Linked DNA regions of Homo sapiens: regions 1, 2 and 3 are each linked to region 4. The links are chromatin contacts, found by Hi-C or POLR2A ChIA-PET in ENCODE. All regions are on one chromosome and are shown on one strand. Each heading gives the region's core, a stretch centred on a gene start or an enhancer-like site at or near the end of the contact. The rest is flanking DNA. Distances are from core to core; before and after follow the strand shown. Region 1 holds the start of ATG13 (autophagy related 13). Region 2 holds the start of FNBP4 (formin binding protein 4). Region 3 holds the start of AMBRA1 (autophagy and beclin 1 regulator 1). Region 4 holds the start of ARFGAP2 (ARF GTPase activating protein 2).

Region 1 (3,015 bases), core at 130-2,629, 560 kb after region 4:
GTGGGAGGATTCCCTGAGCCCAGGAGTTTGAGATTAAAGTTAGCTATGAAGGCGCCACTGTACTCCAGCTTGGGTAACACAGCAATACCTTATCTCTAATAATAATAATAAAAATTTTAAAATCTAAAAAACTAAAAGACTTCTCCTGAGCTGATAAATGGAGAGTTGAAAACAACAAAAAAAAAACCTCATAATTGAGCTGGAGCCACTACATGCACACATGAAAAGGACTAACAGTCATAAAACAACACACAAAATCTGGAAGCTAATTTAGTGTAAAGGAAGAGCTTGTTGTTTCTTATTATAATACATCTCCCACTAAAGGTGTCCAATAAATTCTATCACCTTAGGAGATGAGTTTTAAACTAAGTGTAATGAGAAAATAGGTAATTTTTTAAAATCTCTTTTTTCTTTTTGGCTGCGGGGTGGCCAGAGAACGAAGAAATACCAAAAGTGAAATGCTACGCTGAATTGACCAGGCTAACTGGGAACTCACTGGAAAAGTGAAAACTGGGAAGAATTAGTGATGAGCTCAAGAAGGTGCTTAGCCACTTACCCAGAGATTTATTTAATGAGAATGGATCACAGGTTTCCACAGGTCGTTCCACTGCCAGTAAGAAGACAGTCGTGAACCATGGGTCCCTTTTTTCACTAGTCAACAGTCACCCTCACCTACACGCGGAGTACATATTTGGCACTCAGCAAATCTTGATTGAATGAAAACCTACCTCACTCATATTGGCACCCAACCCCGGAGTTATGGCCCCCCAAATTACCTCCAAAACGCCTGACGACCTAACCCAAGGAGCTGAAAAAGTGGAGAGGAAAGCTCTGGGGTGGAGGGGATTCTCTGCCAAACAAGCAGGGGCCAACGGGGCCTAGACCAACTCAACTTCCCACAGAAAACTCAGGGGCCCAGGGGATTGAACCGTGGCTAATCCCTTCTACTTCCACGAAGCAGCAGCCAAGGGGCCGCAGATCCACAGCCTCCCACCCGGGGGCGCTGAGAGATCTTGGGGTATCCCCCGCAAAAGTTAGTACCTGCGAAGCTGCGGCACAAAGAGTGGTTCCGGGCTCTCATTACGGAGGCCGGGACCTGGGACCGACCAGCCGCGCCTCCTGGCTGAGGGTTCCGCGCTCCGGAGCTGCAGTGACCGTACACGTCGCCGATAGACACCTAAGGCTTCAGAAGGGTCCTGGCTCGCAGGCCCCAGACGTTTTGCTCCTAAGACTCCGCGAGTTGTCGCACCCACGTCGACTGGCGCTCTTCAGTGCTTCCCTCACTGGTTAAGCGGTCACTCCCGCCTTAAGCCCAGCAGCCGGTCGCTTCCCGGCGCCGCCATCGTTAGTGTTTGTTTTCATCCGCTTCGGTAATGGCCGGGGGGGGGGGGTGAAAGAGGGCTACGGGGGAAATCCAGATGCCTAACCTTAGTCGCACTTTCGCTACAGTACGGACGCCCTATTTATTCTTTTAGTCCTCAAAATATCCATAAAAGTTGATTTTCATTCCACGTAAGCTTTCTTCTCCAATCTTTCTAAGCTACTCAAGATAAAACAAAGACGGAAAGGCGGTGTTTGAGAGAGAGAGAGAGAGACCGTTTGGGCCGCGTGTGGAATGTGCGGAGATGAACCGCAGGTAGCCGCGGCAGCGGCAGTGAGGGCGCGGCGCGGGGCGGGCGCTGACGCGGAAGGGGCGGTGCCGCTGTTGCGCGCCGTGGCGGCCTCTGTGCAGTCGCCGGTTCCGGAGGAGGGCCCAACCCGGCTGGGTGGGTGGGAAGTGTGGCTGGTAACCTGGCAGCCGCGGAGAGGTGGGTGACGGGCCTGGGCTAACTGAGTGGCCGGCGCAATCAGACTTTGACATCCGTTTTTAGGGTGCCCTTTAAAAGTGGCAGAGTCGCTTCCCAAACCTGGTTCGGCCAGCCTCTTTTTCGCTCCCGACTTCCAATGTGTCTGGTCTTCCGTACTTCCTGGCCCTCAGGTTCACGATTTGGAGTTCTTGGAGTGAGGGAAAAGCCTTTTGTTACAGCACACAGTGTACGTCCATAAGGCTGGGTTGTGGACTTTGGTTGTTTTTTTTTTTTTTTTTTTTTTTTTTTTTTTGCCCCTTCTTTTCTTGTTAGACTGGTTTGAACACCCCAGCATCTGTCCTGTATTTGTCAGGTGAAACCAGAAGTCTTTGGATAATGAAACCCGTGACCAATTCTTACCCAAGGTGGTTATGACATATGTCAGCTGCTTCTTGGCCTATATAGTTAGAAGCCGACCTCTTTTACCTTGTGAATAATTATGTCATCACCTCCATTATTCTTTTGGTGTTCTCAATTGAAATGCCAAGCATTAAATGAGCCACAAAGATTGAATTCCCATTATCCTTGAATCAGAGCAAGCCTGTCGTGCAGCCATGAGTTAGTGGAGAAAAATCCGGAGTTGTAAGTACAGTACGTTTTGCCTCAACAAAATGGAAATTTGTAGAAAAGGAGCTGCTCCAGCCTTTGAGTCACTTTAAAGTCTTTGGTAGGTTCCTAATGTTTTTTCTTTTAACATTTACAGAGAGAAGATTATAAATGGCAGAGCCATTTAACTGTGGTTAGCTGTTGGATTCTGATACTTTCTTAAAAATACGTTCTTGCACCAACATCTTCATTGGGAACAGTTCAGAAAAAGCAAAGAGGAGAGCCAACATTCACATTTACCATGGCTATACCAATAACAGTGCTTGACTGTGACCTCTTGCTATATGGCCGTGGTCACCGGACATTGGACCGTTTTAAGCTGGATGATGTGACTGATGAATACTTGATGTCCATGTATGGGTTTCCACGGCAGTTCATTTATTACTTGGTGGAGCTCTTGGGGGCGAATCTTTCTAGGCCTACTCAGCGATCCAGGGCTATTAGCCCAGAGACACAGGTCCTTGCAGCATTGGGTTTTTATACCTCAGGTTCCTTCCAGACTCGGATGGGAGATGCCATTGGAATCAGTCAGGCGTCTATGAGTCGTTGTGTTGCCAATGTC
Region 2 (3,177 bases), core at 300-2,799, 590 kb before region 4:
GTTGCTTGGACCCGGAGGGCAGAGGCTGCAGTGAGTCGAGATTGCGCCATTGCACTCCAGCCTGGGCAACAGAGCGAGACACCGTCTCAAAAAAAAAATGGCTTTAGCCCAGGAGTTTGAGGATGCAGTGGGCTATAATCATGCCACGTTACTCCAACCTGGATGACAGAGCAAGACACGTTTAAAAATAAAATTAGAAATAATCATTTTAAAAGATCAAATGCAATTCTACGTGTAAAGTGCTTGGTGACTGACACATAGAGCTCAGTAAGTATTAGATATTTTTAGTGGGAACTGAGCTGCTGCGGATATAAAAATAAATACCACTCGCATTCCTTAGTTTAGAGGGGAGACGGATGTCAACAGGATGTCAAGTGCCAGGGAGAGGCTGGGCAGGAGAGGTCACGCCTGCACTGCGTCTGCATTGCGCCCTGATGAAACAATAAAAGACTTTCATCATGTGATGCAGTAATTATTCCAGTCAGTGCAAAGGAAAAGTGAGGGAGGTGATGCTCCAAGTGGCGGGCTCCAGAGGCAGGAGACGGGAGAGGGGGCAGTGTTAAAGCAAGGGTAAATTAAAGCATGTTGACGATAGTAGTACAAAACTGGTAAGGTTCCTGTATGCCATCCCAACAATTTTAGGCTTTTTCCTTGTAGGTAGTGGAGTATCTCGTGATTTTTCCCAGCTAATAAGCGAGAAAATATGAGACATCTATTTGTGTGCTGCAGGAAATTACAAAAGCGTAAAAGACCCACTGTCCCATTTAATGTTCAATGCTATACCCAAAGTAAGCCACAATAATCCGGGCGAAACGTGGGGAAGGGCTCAGAAAACAGCACACCTTTCTTTTTTTTCTTGAGACAGTCTCACTCTGTCACCCAGGGTGGGGTGCAGTGGCGCGATCTCGGCTCACTGTAACCTTTGCCGCCGGGTTCATGCGATTCGCCTGCCTCAGTCTCCCGACTAGCTAGGATTACAGGCGCCTGCCACCGCGCCCGACTAAATCTTTTGTATTTTTAGTAGAGACGGGGTTTCACCATCTTGGACAAGCTGGTCTTGAACTCCTGACCTCGTGATCCACCCGCCTCGGCCTCCCAAAGTGTTGAGATTACAGGCGTGAGTGAGCTGGGCCCAGCAGCACACCTTTCTAGAAGACAGACAACATGAAACTCTAGGCCGAGAATAGCCACAAGATGGAGGACAAGTAGGCAAAGAAAAGGCTTGGGGAAAGCGCATGGGTGGAACCCGACGGAAGTGGGGAAGTCGTTCTAATTCAGGCCCTACCGCACTATTGGCTGGACTCTCACCCTTTTTCCTTTTCCATTGGCCACCGGTCCCTTCTCTGGGTCAAAACAGCCAATCGCCTAGCGCAGTTGGTAATCCCGCCCTTTCTCCTGGTGAGGAGGAGCCAGAAGAGCCGAAGGGTCCGAGGCGCTTGCGCAAGCGCGTGCTCCGCTGGTTGAAAGCGGATCCGGGCTGGAGGCGGTGTCACGGTGTATGAATATTGATTACGCGTCGCAGCGCCCAGGGCCCAGCGCCCAGCCTCCAGTGCCCGCCCCTCTCGGCCGCCCGACGCTCTCTGCTCGCGCTTGGGCTCGCGATGGGGAAGAAGTCCCGGGCGGTACCCGGCCGTAGGCCCATCCTGCAACTCTCTCCGCCGGGTCCTCGGGGCAGCACGCCGGGCCGGGACCCGGAGCCGGAACCCGACACTGAGCCGGACTCAACCGCGGCGGTCCCCAGCCAGCCCGCCCCGTCGGCGGCGACGACCACCACCACCGCGGTGACTGCCGCCGCGGCCTCGGACGACTCGCCTTCAGAAGGCAAGGGTGCGCGGGGGGACCTGAACTCGAGCTCAGGGCTTGCGGCCTAGGCTCCTCACGGCGCCTGGCCAGACCCGGCGAGGGAGGCGGGCGAGGTCGGCTTCCGAGGCCTGCCTGCTGCGGGCCTGCAGGCGGGGCGGCCCTGGGCTCCGGGCCGCAGAAGGGCCAGGCCGAGTTCTGCGCCCTCGGCCCGGGCCAAGCCCGAGGCGCCATCTGTGGTGCAGGGCTTGCCCCGGGAACGTTTGAAATATGACCGAAGTTCGGGCATCCTGAGTCTCCCAAACGCCCCGGGTCGGTTTTGGGTAACGCAGAGGGTGGATGTGAGGATGAGTTTCCGCGTGCGCGGCCTGTGACTGTGGGCCAGGCCTTTCCACACGTCATCTGCCTCCTTTCGGTTTTGTCGAAACGGGGATAGAGACGTTTAGAAAAAGCTCTTAATATTCCAGCTAGTAAGCATCCCCACACTAGCAGAACTGCTGGAGAAATGGAGCTGGTAGGTTCCTAAGTATTTGTGTGGTTCTCACTGGAGTGGTGCTTAGATTAAAAGTGACTCCAGGACTAGGCGCCGGAGAAGCCGCGACCGTTTCACATGTTCAGAGATCACGCTGGTTCGTTAATTGGAAAAAATCCGCAATAGCAGTGTTTGGTGTGTCTTGTAAAGGTCCTATCATAGCCTGGAGAATACTTACTGTTTTTGTATGTATTTGTAAGTATTGCAGATGTAACTTTTTAAGAGTTTTGTTTTGTTTTTTTCGAGACAATGTCTCAATCTGTCGCCCAGGCTGGAGTGCAGTGGCGCGATCTTGGGCTCACTGCAACCTCCACCTCCCGGGTTCAAGCGATCCTCCCGCCTTAGCCTCCTGGGTAGCTGGGACTACAGGACCCTGCCACCATGCCCGGCTAATTTTTGTATTTTCAGTAGAGACGGAGTTCATGTTTCCCGGGCTGGTCTCGAACTCCAGGGCTCAAGCGATCATTACAGGCGAGAGCCATCGCGCCCGGCCATGCAGATGTATTAATAATTTTTATTTACCATGGTAAGAGTCTTCCCTTGATGTTGAAGTTTGTAAGCAGATGAAAGACTCCAGGGCACGGTGACTCATGCCTGTAATCCCAGCACTTTGGGAGGCCGAGGTAGGCGGATTACTCGAGGTCAGGAGTTTGACCAGCCTGGGCGACAAGAGCGAAACTCCGTCTCAAAAAAAAAAAAAAAAAAAGATTCCAGCTCTGTGTTTATTATCTCCCAATTATTTGGGTCAATGAAATGTCCTTTCTTTTTTTTGAGATGGAGTCTTCCTCTGTGGCCCAGGCTGCAGTAACCTCTGCCTCCTGGGTTCAAGCGATCCTTCTGCCTCA
Region 3 (3,173 bases), core at 530-3,029, 580 kb after region 4:
CATTAGCCAGGATGGTCTCAATCTCCTGACCTCATGAACCGCCCGCCTCGGCCTCCCAAAGTGCTGGGATTACAGGCGTGAGCCACCGCGCCCGGCCTGGGCAGTATTTTCAAAGACTTAGAGGAGATTTTTGTAAAGTGCCAATACATTATTTAAAAAAGGCTAATACTGTAAGGATGTGCTCTTTGAGTTTAATTAAAGTCTTCAAAGGCTGGGACTTTTTTTTTTTTTTTTTTTTTTTTTTTTTTTTTTTTTTTTTTTTTTTTAGACGGAGTCTTGCTGTGTCGCCCAGGCTGGAGTGCAGTGGCACGATCTCTGCTCACTGCAACCTCCGCCTCCTGGGTTCAAGCGATTCTCCTGCCTCAGCCTCCCGAAAAGCTGGGATAACAGGCACCCGCCACCACGACCGGCTAATTTTTGTATTTTTAGTAGAGACGGGGTTTCACCATCTTGACCAGGCTGGTCTCAAACTCCTGACCTCGTGATCCACCTGCCTCGGCCTCCCAAAGTCCTGGGCTTACAGGCGTGAGCCACTGCGCCCGGCATTTAAAAAAAAAAAAATTTAAGATAGGGTCTTGCTCCATAGATCAGGCTGGAGTGCAATGGTGTGATCATGGCTCATCGCAGCCTCCACCTCCCGGGCTCAGGATATCCTTTCATCTTAGCTTCCCGAGTAGCTGGGCCTACAGGCGGGAGCCACCAGGCCCGGCTAACTTTTTGTATTTATTTATTTTTTTTTTATAGAGACTGGAGTCTCACCATGTTGCCCAGGCTGGTCTTGAACTCCAGGGCTCAAAGCAATCCACCAGCCTCGTCTCCTAAAGTGCTGGAATTATGGACGTGAGCCGCTGCGCCCGACAAACTGGGACTATCTTGTTTCCTTTTTACACCCTTCCTCTCTGAGTAGTGGGGAAGGGTGTAAACCTCCCTAGGAGCAGGTAAGGTAGACTATGATTGCTCACAATTGGTAACCATACTTGCAGTGATCTTTGTGATTTATTGAATCACATCTAGGATGTACATATTAATCCATATTTGTGCTGAGCATATTCATTTATCAACTAAGAGACTACAGAAAAAAGCCATTGTTGTGGTGATGAAAATGTCAACACTTTATCAGGTTCTGAACCCAAAGAGACTTTTGCTTATTATGTAAGAAGCACACCTGTGGCTCTAGGCCTTTGGAAGAAAATAAAAGAGAAAAGCAATCCGTGTGCTTTTTTTCCCCCTGCCTTAAGGTCAGGCTACATAATTCTGGGTTTTCCCAGCTTCTCTTGGTCATGCTTTGTGGGGACTAAACTGGAGCTTTTACGTAGACTGTTCATTTTGTTCCTCAGCTTGAATTCTCTCTCGTTTTCTGTCTCTATGATTTTTAATTCCCCTCACTGCTCTGTTAGGAAACTAAGGGTCAAATGAGGTTAACTAATTTGCTCAATTGGGATAAAGAGTGTTGGGAGTCCATAGAACAGTTGGGGGACTATAGTTACACAACAAGTGTTATTGCGCTATGATTTGATCTTCAACACATTCACGAGAAACTCCAGTTCTCTAAAGAACTTTAACAGCCGGCGACCCACAGAAAATGGCAGAAGTGCAGGCTCTTTTTTAACCCGTGGCTTATGATCTGGGTTTGTTTATTTACGCCTCAGACAGGAGCCGGACCTTGAGTAGGAGTTGAGCTGTTTTTCGGCGCTCGGCTGTGGTTCCTTGAACGATTGCTTGGGCGTTCCTCCTTTGATGTCTGGGGCGTTCTTGTATTCGGTGATCTTTTGCGCCGTCTTCTTGCTTGATGTCTCCTGAGCGGCGGCGGCGCCGGGTCGAGGGCTGAGTTGTCCGCGAGGCCCCGCGCTCAAGCCGCCTTCTCCTGCCGGTCGGTAGAACGGACCCCTTCCTTTATTCCTGTCTCCTCTTTCTTTTTCCCTGTGGCTCAGCCCGTTCGCTGGACTGCAAACCGAGCTCCCGTCTGCCTTGCAGGTAGGCCCAGGAGGAGCCTGGGAGGCCCAGCCCGGCATCCTTCCGCCGCGGGGTTGAGAAGACCTTGGCGCCGGCGGGTGGGCAGGCTGGCCGGCCGCCGTGACACTGCCAGAGGAGGGGCTACCGGACTGCGTTGAGGGGCGCGGCCGGAGGGGCAGCCCGGAACCGAGGGAGAAGCCGAAAGGAGGGAGAGTTGCTGGGGCTTCCCGGTGTGGTTCTTTAGGGAGGAGATGTTGGGTCTAGGGCACCCCCAGTGTGTGGCGAAAATGGCTTTCCAGGAACCGATAGAGCTTTGCGCACTTTGACCCTCCTTCCTTTCTCCTTTTCCCCCCACCCCGAAGTCTCCGGGTGTCATGCCTCAATTGCACTGGGGACCCCTACTGAGTCCAGCCTTTGAAGGGACCTTTGAGTAGGTGGAGGCTTATGGAACAAGGCCCTCTGGCTCTTCTGAGCGAAGTGTTATGTTCTCGCCTTTTTCTGGGTGGGTAAACTGAGGCTGATGTCTGGGACGTGACTTCCCCACATATCCCCAACAGATCATTAAATTCACTGTAAGTCACTTTTTGTCGTTTACCAATTCCCTTCCCCCCACTTACCAGTCAAGTTATGAAAACAGTGAGTTATTGTTTGATCGTCTGTGATCCCAATTTTCCTAGGAATATAGACTGTTAGGAATATAGATCCTGTCACAAGAGGCTTCAGAAGTAAAGGAACCATGTGGTTTCTTGGCTGTTTTGCTTTTCAAAGTCTGTATCATTTTAACTAGTGTAGCAATGACAGTTTCTTTTTGTTTCTTGATAACCTTGTTGTCTACTTTGTTTCCTGATAACCTTGTTGTCTACTTTGTTTCCTGATAACCTTGTTGTCTACATTGTTTCCTGGTTGATTTATCCTCCTTCTCCCCAGCCTCTTTGGAAATCTTATAACTATGGTGTTTGTGGTTAGAGGTTAGAGTCTAGTAGAGGATGGTCAAGACTTTGAAGGCAAACGCTTGTCCTGTGAGGGTCTGCTTTCTGGGGAGTATCCAATGGAAACCCAAGGAGTCTGTCTCTCTTTTTTCTTTTTTTTTTTTAAGACAGGCTAGCTCTGTCGCCCAAACTGGAGTGCAGTGGCGCGATCTTGGCTCACTGCAACCTCTGCCTCCCGGGTTCAAGCGATTCCCCTGCCTCAGACTCCCGAGTAGCTGGAAGTACCGGCGC
Region 4 (3,147 bases), core at 337-2,836:
CAGATGAAGAGAGTCCCCGGAAGGCTGCCACCGGGGTTCGGGTGAGGGCACTCTATGACTACGCTGGCCAGGAAGCTGATGAGCTGAGCTTCCGAGCAGGTACCCTGGGACCCCTTTCCTAGCTTCAGCCTCTGCCTTATCTGCCTGAGCAGGGGTGTCAGAAAGGGAAGCCAAATACCCACTTCTTAAGGGCCAGTCCTCTGTCCCTTCAGCTGTTCCAGGTCCAGATAGCTGGTGCCTGGTGGCTGCATTCAGGGTCTGGGGTGGGGCAGCTTGCTGACCTTGACCTGCCTCTGCCTGAGCCATGTCTTTGCTAGCTGGGCTCTGGGACCACACCATCCCCCTCAGTCCTTGACCCAGTTGCAGGAACAGGGCCTGGGCCAGGGCCACTGGCAGTGACCAATCCCCTTTCCCCCAGGGGAGGAGCTGCTGAAGATGAGTGAGGAGGACGAGCAGGGCTGGTGCCAAGGCCAGTTGCAGAGTGGCCGCATTGGCCTGTACCCTGCCAACTACGTGGAGTGTGTGGGCGCCTGAGTGTCCTGACAGCCCTTCTGCAACGTTTACCCACCCTGGTTCAGAGCCCAGCTTCTCCTGGAGAGCCGGACCCTCAGGGCCCTGAACCGTCGCTCTCTGGCTGCTCCTCTGTCCCTTGAGGGAGGAAGTCCTGGGACCCAGGGAGGGGAGGGGCCTTTGTCTAGGGAAGGGACTGGTAGGGAAGGGACGAGTCTAGGCTGAGGGCAAGATGGGAGGTCAGAGGTGACAGAAGCGTTCAGGGGTGCCTGGGCCTCCCCAGGAGCTGTGGACTCAGTTCCTGACCTCTGCTTTGGGGTTCCTGGGGTGGGCTTGGGGTGAGTGTAGTTCTGGCCTAGCAGCACCCTCTTGTGGCTTGTTCTAGCGTGTATTAAAACTTGACACACACCCACACACAAAAACAAAAACACCACTGTCGGGCTCATGTGCATTTTTTTGATAGGACACCCTTGCCAGGCCACCAGAGGGCATCTAGAGAGAGGCCTAGCGTCTGTTATGGGGCCGGGGTTGGAAAAGGGTTTGCCTGCTTGGTACCTGCTCTGGAACTTCGAGATACTAATCTGGAGTGGAGGGGACTCGCTGTCAGGCTTGCTGTTAACCGAGAACGGCTGAAGGCTGGGCGAGACGCGGGCCAATGCGTCTGCCCGTTCGGGCCGGAGGGACGAGGAGTGTTTGGGCAGCCTAATCCTTATTCATCGATCTGTAATTAGCTGGAGTGGGGGTCCCCGCCCCCAGCCTCCCGCAGCCTGCGCGGCGTGGGGGCGACTCCACCTGGGGGTTGCGGCGTGGGAGGGGCGGGGGGAAGGGTACTACGCGCGCGAGGAGGTTTGGGCCGGTCCGCGCGCCGTCGCCCCGCCCCGGCTGCGGATTGGCCCGGCGCGGCGTTGATTCTTGCGGCCGCGGTTGTCGTCGCCGCCCCCGTCCCGCCGGCTGCCCATTGGTCCAGATCGGACTCCAATCACCCCACCCCTCGGCTGGCCCAGGCACCGCTGAGGCCGGCCTGGTGAGCCCGCCCTCCCCGCCGTGGATTGGCCCGCGGCGGGACCCGTCAGCCGCGGTTGTGTCTGGGAAGGAGAGAAAATGGCGGCGGAGCCGAACAAGACCGAAATCCAGACTCTTTTTAAGAGGCTTCGCGCAGTTCCAACCAACAAGGTGCGTGAGCAGGGGGCGCGCGGAGTCTCTCGTCCCGCTGGGGCCTGAGGGAGGGAGAAGGGCGGAGGTGGGTTATGTTTCTGGGGTGTCGGTGCCTGGCCTTTACTCGGGGCCCCTGACGATTCGCTCATCGCCGCCTCCACCCAGGCCTGTTTCGACTGCGGCGCCAAGAATCCGAGTTGGGCCAGCATCACGTACGGTGTTTTCTTGTGCATTGACTGTTCCGGGGTGCACCGCTCCCTGGGCGTCCATCTGAGCTTCATCAGGTAGGCTCTCCGCGCGGTTGCCGTGTTTCCACCCGGCCGGCCAGGGGTGTCTGGGCAACAAGGGAGAGTGGCTGCCTCGACTTGGGCCGCTCTGAATTCGGTGGGAAGCCTCTGGGCCGAGAGGGTCCGGTAGCCTCCTGCCAGAGGGAACCACCTGTGTGGGCCCTTTGGCACATGGGCGGTCCGTCTCCGCCTCTGGGCCAAAACTTCCTCTTTTTTGACGGTCAGGCTTGAGACTCTGAGCGTTAGTTGAGGGGAAAGGGAGGCATTGACCTTGTTGTTGCTGATATGTTGTTAGACCAGTATGTCTCTAGTGAGACTGTGACCATCCATTAGGGGAAAGCCAAATCCAGGCGTGCGTGCCTGAGAATGTGACCTCCTTTCGGATCTGGGGACATAATTAGTACTCTTTGGAGTAAATGAACGAAGAGGAGAGTTTTCATGGACAGGGTAGTGTGGAGGAAATGGGGTGATGGCTGATTAATGTTTCCTGGGTGCCTACAGCAGCCTGAGGCCAAGTGACAGGTATCCGGGTTGCCAGGGAAATCCTGCTGGTATCTGCTAGTGGGTGAGACGCAGCCCTTGTACACAGGTCCACAGAGTTGGATTCCAACTGGAACTGGTTCCAGCTGAGGTGTATGCAGGTCGGCGGGAATGCCAATGCGGTAAAGCTCCTTCTACTTCCCTCACCTTCCATTCTTCTGCCTGGTTACTAACTTTGCACGACTCCCTAAGAGGCCCTGTCGTTTTCCCTGTTCAGAGGGTTCTCTGTTCTATAACACCACCATAAGCTATTTTCTGAAAACTTCGAAACTGGTCACAGCTTCTCTTAAATGGGTTTCAGATTCCAATTAAACTGGGCAGGTGTTCTTGGGGAAAAGCCACAGGAGTTGGGAGCCTTCACAGTCATTGGGTCTTGTGGGCCTGCCCTGGATGAAGGATGGGGAGGCTGGGTATGGGATGTTGTGCTCAGGCAGCGTTCAGTGGGGCCTGGACTTCAGTCATATCAGAGGATGGCCCGCTGCAAGGTGTTTTTTGCAGGAATTTCGAGAAACTTTATCTCTGAAAAACCGGTGTCAGTAGCGTGTATCATCCTGTATAGATAATAACTTCGCTGTCATAAGGAGATGTCTCCTACAGCCAACACGTTTCCTTCTTGAGAATCACCCGTAGCACGCGCTGCTCTCTTCTTTGCTCT

What was found. A loop is a pair of places that touch in the nucleus more often than their neighbours do. ChIA-PET counts read pairs that join two places held with the same protein, here RNA polymerase II (POLR2A). Pooled maps may share reads with other maps.
Region 1: a map of CD14-positive monocyte shows a loop between it and region 4 (7-fold over the local background). The contact joins the promoter of ATG13 here to the promoter of ARFGAP2 in region 4. A Hi-C loop is called at or near these places in 2 of 168 maps with a recorded cell type or tissue (CD14-positive monocyte and naive thymus-derived CD4-positive, alpha-beta T cell), 3 of 37 single-sample maps with no recorded cell type and 12 of 50 pooled maps. POLR2A ChIA-PET finds 5 or more read pairs at or near these places in 1 of 52 experiments (HEK293).
Region 2: a map of B cell shows a loop between it and region 4 (17-fold over the local background). The contact joins the promoter of FNBP4 here to the promoter of ARFGAP2 in region 4. A Hi-C loop is called at or near these places in 6 of 168 maps with a recorded cell type or tissue (B cell, CD4-positive, alpha-beta T cell, CD8-positive, alpha-beta T cell and 3 more), 12 of 37 single-sample maps with no recorded cell type and 22 of 50 pooled maps. POLR2A ChIA-PET finds 5 or more read pairs at or near these places in 1 of 52 experiments (activated T-cell).
Region 3: a loop to region 4 is called in a map of CD8-positive, alpha-beta T cell, with 2.6 times the contacts of the local background. The contact joins the promoter of AMBRA1 here to the promoter of ARFGAP2 in region 4. A Hi-C loop is called at or near these places in 2 of 168 maps with a recorded cell type or tissue (CD8-positive, alpha-beta T cell and naive thymus-derived CD4-positive, alpha-beta T cell) and 7 of 50 pooled maps. POLR2A ChIA-PET finds 5 or more read pairs at or near these places in 1 of 52 experiments (Panc1).

What each region holds. Positions count from the first base shown.
Region 1 is chr11:46,615,917-46,618,931 of GRCh38, reverse strand. It overlaps ATG13 (autophagy related 13), which reads right to left and starts at 1,379. Exons shown (of 19, transcript NM_001346311.2): 1 at 1,042-1,379. HARBI1 (harbinger transposase derived 1) reads left to right here and starts at 1,705. Exons shown (of 3, transcript NM_173811.4): 1 at 1,705-1,808; 2 at 2,551-3,015. The coding sequence starts at 2,695. RefSeq lists a silencer at 1,119-1,413 and an enhancer at 1,393-1,572.
Region 2 is chr11:47,765,713-47,768,889 of GRCh38, reverse strand. It overlaps FNBP4 (formin binding protein 4), which reads left to right and starts at 1,549. Exons shown (of 17, transcript NM_015308.5): 1 at 1,549-1,821. The coding sequence starts at 1,602. RefSeq lists a silencer at 1,535-2,144 and enhancers at 1,334-2,258, 2,405-2,464, 2,259-3,177.
Region 3 is chr11:46,592,629-46,595,801 of GRCh38, reverse strand. AMBRA1 (autophagy and beclin 1 regulator 1) reads left to right here and starts at 1,779. Exons shown (of 18, transcript NM_001387011.1): 1 at 1,779-1,974. RefSeq lists enhancers at 1,595-2,024, 1,527-2,027.
Region 4 is chr11:47,175,318-47,178,464 of GRCh38, reverse strand. ARFGAP2 (ARF GTPase activating protein 2) reads left to right here and starts at 1,586. Exons shown (of 16, transcript NM_032389.6): 1 at 1,586-1,683; 2 at 1,831-1,949; 3 at 2,542-2,614. The coding sequence starts at 1,612. It overlaps PACSIN3 (protein kinase C and casein kinase substrate in neurons 3), which reads left to right. Exons shown (of 11, transcript NM_016223.5): 10 at 1-99; 11 at 419-943. The coding sequence ends at 534. RefSeq lists enhancers at 459-508, 589-638, 486-1,067, 1,609-1,838 and a silencer at 1,129-1,558.